Regions from separate parts of the Homo sapiens genome. Here region 2 is linked to region 1. Evidence: chromatin contacts called from ENCODE Hi-C data. All regions are on one chromosome and are shown on one strand. The core of a region is the stretch at or near the end of the contact, and the rest is flanking DNA. Distances in the headings are between cores, read along the strand shown.

Evidence for each region. Hi-C counts contacts between places; a loop is a spot of excess contacts on that map. Pooled maps may share reads with other maps.
Region 2: a pooled map shows a loop between it and region 1 (2.3-fold over the local background). The contact joins the enhancer-like site here to the promoter of GORASP1 in region 1. A Hi-C loop is called at or near these places in 2 of 50 pooled maps.

The regions. Positions count from the first base shown.
Region 1 is chr3:39,104,603-39,109,588 of GRCh38, forward strand. GORASP1 (golgi reassembly stacking protein 1) reads right to left here and starts at 3,025. Exons shown (of 9, transcript NM_031899.4): 1 at 2,877-3,025. The coding sequence starts at 2,939. TTC21A (tetratricopeptide repeat domain 21A) reads left to right here and starts at 3,078. Exons shown (of 29, transcript NM_001366900.1): 1 at 3,078-3,262; 2 at 4,483-4,612. The coding sequence starts at 3,236. RefSeq lists a silencer at 2,655-2,974.
Region 2 is chr3:42,016,949-42,021,934 of GRCh38, forward strand. It overlaps a transcript of TRAK1 not described here. Among named protein-coding and RNA genes, the nearest start is that of ULK4, 57 kb to the left of the region's middle. Within about 2 kb of position 2,408, at least 6 of the 41 ENCODE cell types and tissues checked have a DNase peak (open chromatin) inside an H3K27ac peak, as active enhancers do.

The DNA of each region.
Region 1 (4,986 bases), core at 1,775-4,274:
ACCAGCCCCTCCAGGTTTGGATTCCCCAACCTGAAGGAGAGCTCATGAAGACTAGGCTGAGAACAAACCGCTGAGATCAAGGCCAGTTTGCCCCTGGAATTAGGATTCCCTTCTGGCAGCATCACCAACTGAGCCCCTCCTTATCACCTCCAGAAGCTGCCATGGCTTCCAAAGGGAGTGAGTGCGGCCCAGAAATCAGATCTGGGCCTAGTTGGCCTGGCCCAGTAGGCAAGCTGCTCCCAGGCCCCGCTGCAGGGGAGCTCTGGGCCCTGCCCTCTAACCCTTCAGGTGAGGGGATCTTTCGAAAACCACAGGACAGGACAGTTATTCAGGAATAGCTTGGGGACAATGCCCCTCCCTAATCAGGGCCACCTCCAAATCACTCCACGTCAGGTGCCTGCCTACTTCCCTCCCCACTCCCCAGTATTGCATGTCAGCTGCTCTCCATCATGAATGAGGTCCAGAGGGTCAGGCCCCAGGCCTGGCCTCCTTGACCCACCCAATACCTCCACCACCCTCTCCTGTGGCTTTGTCCTCTGCTTGGCTACACTCCACTTCTCTCACCTGGGGCCTCATCACTACTCACTATGGCTCCGCAGCTGAAATAATCTATGCTGCTGCCCACTGTACGGCTCCCCCTGCAGAAACCACTGCCTGCCATCCAGCTCCCTCAGGGGCTCCCATCACAGCCTGCCCCAAGGCCCTATAGTGCTGCTTTTCCTCATGCTCCCACCCTATTTTTCCCAATCAGGGAACCTAATGGAACTCACAGTGATCACAACTTACACTTACTAAGGGCTGGTTGGCTGAGTGCCAGGGCATGGCACCACCTCACCTGCTTTATGTGTCATTTAACCTTTTTAATAACCTCAAATGACAAATGAGACCAAGTACTCAATAATTCAGTAATTTGACCCCAGGAAATCCAACCCAGAGCCCTCCCCCTAACCACTGCCCTCTCCTAACAGCTGTTTCCTGGTGAATCTGCCACTACTCTAAGCTCGCTGAGGGCAGCGACTTCTCCAAAGTATTGGGCACGCAGCGAGGTGCCAATATTTCTAGAATGCAGCACAGCTGTTCTTCAGTGTTGTTAAAGGTAAGTAGGTCATGTCACTCCTCCATTTAAAACCTCCTGATGGTTTTACATCTCAGAATAAAATCTTAAATCTTCAGGACAACAGGCAAGGTCCTACACGGTCTGCTCTGGTCTCCTCCTCACACTGGCCACACCATCCAAGCACACCAGCCTCACCTGGCATTTCCTCAAACACACAAGCACAACCTACCTCGGGGCCTCTGCACAAGCTGGTCCTTCTGCCTGGAATACTACTATTCCCCTAAATATCTGTATTGTCCACTCTTTACTTCCTTCAGAAGCATCTGTTCGAATGTGACTTGAGAAGAGGCCCTTCCTGACCACTCTATCAAAAATAGCACCCACTCACCATTCTGTATCCCCTTAACCTGCTTTATTTTTATCACTGGTAATTACCACCTACCATGTATTTTTTCATTTCCCTTCTTTCCCTACCATCATCCAAATGTCAGCTCCAGAACAGGGACCATGTTTGTTCTGTTCACTGCTTTATCTCTAGAGCCTTAGAATTCTGCCTGCCAGAGTAGGAGCTCAAAACTTTGTTTTTGTGACTGACAACCTCTGATCCCTGGTCCCTCTCCAATTTGTCCCTCTCCATCAGGCAGGCCCCTCCCGTCTTCGAAGCTCCCATCATCGCCCCACCCCTCCTCTTGCCAATATCCTGAGTTCCTTTGCCTTTAATCAAACCTGTTGGAAGACGCTCCTGGCTGGATGCATTCCACTGTCCACGCTTGCTGTTTGGTGTCTCACCATAAGAAAGCCCATTCCCAAGCACAAATCCTGTCAACTCTGGGTTCTCCAAGCCAGCCTGGTTTTCACGTTAAGAAACTTTTAGCCCTCTCATGTGGTTAGCTGGCAACAGACCCTACCTTCAAAACACACAAACCGACAAGCTTGCCTGTCTCCACTCATCTCTGCATCCAGCTGCCTTTCACTAGGGAAAGGGGGGGTGCAGGGACGCCTCTTCCCCGCAGCGCTCCGGGGTCAGAGACCCCCAGCCCCTCTCACCTACATTATAGCCCTTCCCTCACCGCAGGCACAAATCTCCATCCGGCTGCGGGACCCTCTCCTCACCCTCACAGCACACTCCGTTCTAGGAACCCCACTCCGTCTCCACTCTCCGGAAGCCTGCTCGCCCAGACCTCCATGTAGCGGCATCTAAAGGCTGGGACCCTCCCCAGCTGCAAACGCTCTCCTCGAGGATTCTGCAGCACTCTCCCGGCCCTCCCGCTCCCCACTATCCCGTGGCTGGTTTGCACCGGTCCTCTACCCTCGGAAGCCCTTACGACCCTACGACTGGCAGGACGCGCGCCGACGGGCTCCCCCGCAGCTGCGTCCACTCGGTTAACCCCGGCCCCCGGGACTGTCCTCGGCGTGGCTGACTCTCTTCCCAGGCCCAGCACGGAGAGCGGCCCGCGGCAGGCGAGCGTAAATGTGTGCTAAGTGCACGAGTGCGTCCCGACTGGTAGTGGTGCATTCTTCACCCGGGAGGAGCGCCATTCCCGGCGGCCGGACCAGGAAAACGCTCCGCTTCCGGCACTGCTGGCACTTGGGGCGGGCGCTGGGCCCGACCGCGGCCGCGGACTAGCCAGGGTCCGGGAGTCCCGCGAGGCCGCCTCTCCCAGGAGGCTCCCACCGGGCAGGGGGCACCTCCCGCCACCCAGGCGGAAACACTCGGGCCGGGACCCCGCCGCAGTCGCCAGCCAGCCGGCGACCGGACGCCCGGGCGCGGGGTTGCGGGCGCCTCGCCAAGGTCACCGGCGCCGCGGCGGCAACTCACCCCGTGGAGGTGGAAGCCCTCGGCGCCGCCTGCGGGCTGCTCAGCGCTGACGCCCAGGCCCATGGCAGCGGCTCCGCTCGGCACCCAGGTCCAGTCCCGCTGCGCCTACCCGGACCGACCCGACGCCAGTAGCACCGACTCGCTCTCTCGGCGCTCGATTCCTGCGCCTTGTGACGTGAGGCGTTTTGTTCCTCCCACTCCAGACACTGGACGCTCCTAGCAACCGGCTAGCAGCTCGGTTTCCAAGGACTGTAACGCCTTCAACCGCCCGCCGCGATAGAGTGCCCACGACCCTGCCTCGGGAATCCCGCTCTGCACCGCCCCACCAGACCCGGACTCGGAGCCGCGAGCGGCCCGAGATGAGCAGCAATGACTCCTCCCTTATGGTGCGTGGCCCGGGCGCTGTCCGAGGGCTCCCTCGTGACTCCCCGCCCCTGACCCAGAGACCGTCTGCCCTGCTACTCTCCTGCCACCCTTCGCTGTCCTCAGTTATATCAGGCGGTCCTGCCTTTTCTTGCCCCACTCCCCCTGGCAAGGGCGTCTTCTCCGGTGGCTTCTGCGCACCCTGAGCCCCAAATTAGCATCCCCGTTTCTTGAGCTACCCCAAACCAGCTCATCCAATCACTATCATTATCCCTTCTTGTCATCATCCCTTCTTCCACCCAGCTCACTCTCGCCTGCGCCTCCCACCCCAGTTGATGGCTTCACCATTTAATCTCCTAGCCTTAACTCATACCTCTTCCCTATACTCATCTTCTAATCCTGTCTACAAGAAATGCCAGCTCCTTGATGTCTCCTGGGTTTTCTTTTTATCTTTTTATCTTCTAGCCCAGAACCAGCACCATCTCTCCCCCCTGAGAGCCTGCAACAGCCTCCCTCCCATCTGGTTTCTCTGCTGTGGCTCTTTTCAGCATCAGTAGTCCCTGCTGCCACCACGGCACACACCCCCCACATGCAAAAGCAGCCAGAGTGGTTGTTGCAAAAATGTACATCTGAAAACATCCCTCGCCTTAAAACCATTCTGCTTTCTGTTACCCTTAGGATGGTGTCTGGGCTCTTTCATATGGCCCATGAGGATGTTTACAGTCCAACCACATCTGCTCCCAACCTAGCACCCACAAACCTTAGAGGAAGTGAAACTTAACTTTAAAATCTCAGCCCCTTTGTCAAGCTGTAGTTTCCATGGGCTTAAGCTTCCTTAGCTGTGAAAGATACTGAGAGGACCATGCACAGGATAGTGGATATGAAGCCCACAATAACTTGTAACTACAATTCGTATAATTTTTCTTATTATTTGTCCTCATTTTTCCCCCCTTATTCCCTTCCTAAGACAAAGCCTTGGTTGAATTCCCCATCATAGTTGAACCAGAATCTGTTGGTAATCCCCCAAACAAACACCTCCAAACTCTTTCCTGGGAAAACTGCATGGAGCTGCTCCCAGGGCTGTTAGAGGACAGGATGAGGCCTGAATGTTTCCTCTTTCTCTTCCCTTTGCAGAACTGAGGAGGAGCAGGGGATAGGGAAGGGAGCAGGTCTCATCCCATCTGGGACAGAACAGAGACAGAGAAGGGACTGGGCTATTGCAGTTATGTCTTCCTTCATACAGGCTGGGATCATTTACTATAGCCAGGAAAAGTACTTCCACCATGTGCAGCAGGCTGCAGCTGTGGGCCTGGAAAAATTCAGCAATGACCCTGTGTTGAAGTTCTTTAAAGCCTATGGAGTCCTCAAAGAAGGTAAGGACTTGGCAGTGTTGGTCTTGTGACCCCAGGCACTAGCTGGGCCCTAACACTCTGGCTCCACCTGGATGCCTTCTTGTATCCTAGTTATGGTCCCATAAAAACAGTTTCACACTCAGCGGCTGGATTCCCACGGGAATCCACAGAGGCCTACGTAATCCATATCTAGTTGACTTTTGAGACCTCAGAGCGCTGACTATCCCTGCTCTGCACCTCGGGTTCCCTCTCTGTAAAATGAGTGGTTGGAGAGATAGCTGCATGATTCTTGAAGTAATTCCAGGCCTGGAAGCTGAGAACTGGTAATGCAGGCAAAGGAGGGGGAAGAGGTAGGTGTGAGGACAGGTGGGTATGGTACAGGTACAGGGAGAGGA
Region 2 (4,986 bases), core at 1,158-3,657, 2.9 Mb after region 1:
GACCCTTGGTTTTGAAAATGGACTCTGACCACTGGCTGCGGTGGCTCACACCTGTAATCCTAGCACTTTGGGAGGCCAAGGCAGGTGGATTGCCTGAGCTCAGGAGTTCGAGACCAGCCTGGGCAACATGGTGAAACCCCGTCTCTACTAAAACACAAAAAAAGTAGCCGGGCGTGGCAGCATGCGTGTGTAATCCCAGCGACGTGGGAGGCTGAGGTAGGAGAATTGCTTGAACCCAGGAGGTGGAGGTTGCAGTGAGCCAAGATTGTGCCATTGCACTCCTGCCTGGGCGACAGAGTGAGACTCTGTCTCAAAAACAAAACAAAACAAAAGAAAATGGACTCAGATTTATTTAACTCATCTATATTTGGCATGCACTGTGATTTTTGTAGGGAAAGACAAGAGGATGTTCTTTTTAAAAGATGGAGATAGAACCCAAGGGCTTATGTGGGTTCTTAGGTTTTATTTTATTCTTGGACAGAGATACACTGTTGTTAGACAGAGATACACTGTTGAATGAATGGGTCTTCTGGCTTCTCACCTCCTTTTCCCCCCTTCTTTTCAAACAAATGTTCCCTATTCTGACTTGTCTTCTTAGATGTATCTAAGTGGAGGCCACTTGCAGTGTTGAAAAGTGCAAATTTTAGTGAAGAGACAGTAAATAATTGCATATGTGTAAAACTGGATGTCTCCTGAGTTACACAGAATACCAATGATGTTGAGCTGCTTAAAGGCTATGATAGGCATTTTATGAAAGGCTGTGTAGTATGATTCATTATAGTGAGAAATTTATTTAATTATTATTGTTAATAGTGCACCTGAGGTGAAACAGGGTGGAATGGGGTGGGAGGGGAGCTCTTGAAATCCTTGTTTGGACTTAATTTTTTTGTTTTCAAAATTTATTATTTTTATTTTACAGTGCTGTTCCTTGCAGAGCAGGGCTAACTCATAGGCAGTGTGCCTGTAGGCAGCCTGTTTGGACTTCCTTAAACACTTTTTTTTTCTTAAATAGAGACAGGTTCTTGCTATGTAACAGGTGAAGCTGGGAATAGCCCTTCCTAGAATGCTGAGGTGGGAGGATCACTTGAGCCCAGGAGTTCGAGACCAGCCTGGGCAACATAGTGAGACCTCATTGTTACAAAAAAAAAAAAAAAAAAGACAAAAGAAAAATTAGTCAGGTGTGGTGATGTGCACCTGTAGTTCCAGCTACTAGGGAGGCTGAGGTGGGAGAATCTCTTGAGCCCAAGAGATTGAGGCTGCAGTGAGCCATTATTGCACCATTGTACTCTAGCCTAGGTGACAGAGCGAGACCCCATCTAAAAAAAAAAAAAAATATTGCTGTCTGAGTCAAAAAGTGCTCTTAAGGAAAATGTACCTTGTTTTCCCTGAGGTTCTGGGGAATCCCCAGCATAAGCACATGTACCCCAGTTTGGGAATCGTGGAGCTGGATTATTTCTAGGGTCTCCTCTAGTTCCAGGACATTCAACAGGAGAGGATAGTCTATCCAGAGGAAGTGGATTTTGTACTAACATCCGACAAGGATGCTCCATCACAGTATAAATTATCCACATTTGAATGTTAAATAAGACCATGCTGTGGGTACTCAGGTGACTTTAAAAATCTTTTTTTTCTTTTAAGAAGTAGGAGAAAATAACTGTGAACATGTGGACTAAGTGGCTTGACATTTTCGAAAAGTATCTCTTTAGCATACTATTCAGAGCACTTATTGCATTCCTCCTTAATGACTAGAATTAGTTACTAGATAACATGATTATGTTGATTAAAAGATGTCACCGTCTACTAATTTATGTTGATACAGATGAACTATTAGCAAATCCTATCTTCCGTTACATAGATGCAGGTTGATTTATGTCACTTAAAATGCATATTAATGGCTGAGTGTGGTGGCTTACGCCTATAATCCCAGCACTTTGGGAGGTGGAGGCAGGTGGATTGCGAGGTCATGAGATCGAGACCATCCTGGCCAACATGGTGAAACCCCGTCTCTATTAAAAATACAAAAATTAGCTGGGCGTGCTGGTGGACGCCTGTAATCCCAGCTACTCGGGAGGCTGAGGAAGGAGAATGGCTTGAACCCGGGAAGTGGAGGTTGCATTGAGCCAAGATCGCACTACTGCACTCCAGCCTGGCAACAGAGTATTAAAAAAGAAAAAGAAAAAGAAAAAAAAAGCATATTAATTAGAATAGGGATATAGGATCTCACTTTTTTTTGTCTCTCTCCAGGATTACAGAGATAAAGCATTTATGCATATACAGAACCACGGGATTTTAGAAGTTGTCCATCAGTTCCTCTGGTTGTTTTGGTACAATAAAAAAGTGCTTTTTTTAGAGATAGAATCTCTGTTGCCTGGGCTGAAGTGCAGTGGCCTGATCATAGCTCACTGTAACCTTGAACTCCTGGACTCAAGCCATCTTCCCGCTTTGGCTTCCTGAGTAGCATGCGTGCTGCCACACTTGGCTAATTTTCTTTTCTTTTTTAAATTTTTTTGTAGAGGTGAGGTCTTGCTATGTTGCCCAGGCTGCCTTAGCTTCAAGCGATCCTTCTGCCTTGGCCTCCCGAAGTACTGGGATTACAAGCATGAGCCACTGTACCTGGCCAGGCAGTTCTTTAACATAAACAACGTGTGCTGTGGGTCTGGATTTTTTTTATGCTAACATTCTGTAAGCTCTCAGTTTTTAAGTTTTGCAAAATGTAGAACATATATGATACAACCTACTCTAGATACACAGCCTCTAGTGTAGGCTGCCTCCTTTTATTATGGGTTTCTATCAAATAATTTCCAGTTTGAGATTTGAGATGTGACCAAAGATAAAATGTCTCCTTATAATGTTAGAAGTGGTTTGGCTTCAGCTGTATTATTGAGTCAGGAATTTGGACCTTTAGGAGCAGGTAAACAATGAGAGCAGAAACTACCCTTGAATTTATGTTTGTCTGAGGACCATTGGGAAATATTTCTTGGAGAGTGGGGAAGACAAATTCCTTTGACCTCCAGAAGAATTGATTGTCCTCAGTGTGATGAGAAAATCAGGGAGAGAGTGACTGAAGACAGCTCAGCTGTTCATGCCAAAGGGACTGACGGTCCAGATTCATGGTGGAACCAGGTGGCCGTGTTCTGGCTGGAGAACAGCAGTGGGAAGAGGACAATGCTCACGAGAGGGACAATGCTGTCTCGGTTTCTGCCTGACTTTTGGTTGCTACTGTGTTCTGTGGAACAAATATTTTATATCATGTTGCATTACCATCTAAGGTTGACAAGTTAACTAGAACCTTTAATTTCTTACGCATTGAACCTTTAATTATCTTAGCTCCATTAATTTTACTTACATATACCACTTGTACTGCCAGTAACTCCTTGTAGATAACCACTCTTGTGACCTCTATTACCATAGGATAATTGTGCCTGTTTTGGGCTTCATGTAAATTGAGTCATATAGTGTGTACTTTTGTGTCTGGTCTTTTGCTCAATGTTTTGTCTGCAATGTTCATCCATTTGTTGCATGTACTAGTGCTTCATTCCTTTTTAGTGTGGGATGGTATTCCATTTTATGGTTATATCATGATTTGTTCATACATTTACCTGTGGATGGACATTTGTTTTTTTTCCAGTTGGGACTATCATGGATAAAGCTGCTATGAACTAAGTGTATAAGTACTCATTTCTATCGGGTATATGCTCAGGAGTGGATCATTGGGTCATAAGACATATGTTCAGCTTTAGTAAAAATTAAGTTTTCCAAGTGTTCATTCTTCTCTGGATTTGGTATATGAGACTTCCAGAAGAAAAAAAGATAACTCTGTAAAAGAGTATGCTACATCTTGTGTTTCTGAATACAGGGCTCCCACAGTAAACTTGGTTTGCCTGTTGGACTTCCAGTTGGGGAGTTTGGTAATCTGATATCTTAAGAGATCTAGTAAGACAGTTATAGTATCAAGGGGCATTTTTTACTTAGTGTGAGATCCAGAGGTGTGGGCCTTGCCTGCACTGAAGAATTTCAAACCTGGGAAGAAAATTGGAGGTTTACTTAAACTAAAGGGACAGATTCTTGTCATGTTCGGAAGTTGGAATTGGCAAGCTTTATACTGGAGAATTAAAAACTCAAAACAAACAAAAAACCAAACCTATGATTCAGGAATAGCATTATAATGATTTAGAGGAAAGGTGGGGAGGAGGAAAATGAGCAATTTGTTATGTGTATGACTCACTGGTGCTGTGTCTGCGAGTATTACATTTGGGTGCAGAATTTCTGAGACAATTGGTTTACTGGCTTTCTTAGTAGAGAATAAAAGAGTGTCACCTAGACAGTGAGCATTTCATTTCAACCTTTGCATCTAGAATATATTTTAAATAAAATGCAGAATACTATGGGAATTGTACAGTTGTACAATTGCTTTATGTACCTGAGTGGGAAGTAGCTTTGTTTTCATTCATTAATTAAAAAGTAAAAACCTTCAGATTGAACAGTGTAGATACAATGCAGCACAGCATTGATGTGTTTGAAGCCATGTTCTTTTTTCCCCTGTAAGATTGTTGCTTAGGTGTGTTGAACCCAGCAACTCCTGTTTATGACAGGCAGCTTCGGAATCATTACCTTATATGATAACCTCATACAGTTATTATTTTTTTGAAATGGAGTCTCACTCTGTTGCCCAGGCTGAAATGCAGTGGCACGATCTTGCCTCCCTTCAACCTCCGTCTCCCTGGTTCAAGCAATTCTCCTGCGTCAGCCTCCTAAGTAGCTGGGATTACAGGTGTGTGCCACCACACCTGGCTAATTTTTGTATTTTTAGTAGAGACGGGTTTTACTGTGTTGGCCAGACTGGTCTCGAACTCCTGGTCAGTTATCCACCTGCCTCGGCCTCCCAAAGTGCTGGGATTCTATAGGTGTGAGCCACTGCGCCTGGCCCTCATACAGTTATTAAGAGGATTATGTGAATTTATACATGTGCTTGGCTAAGAGGAAGCA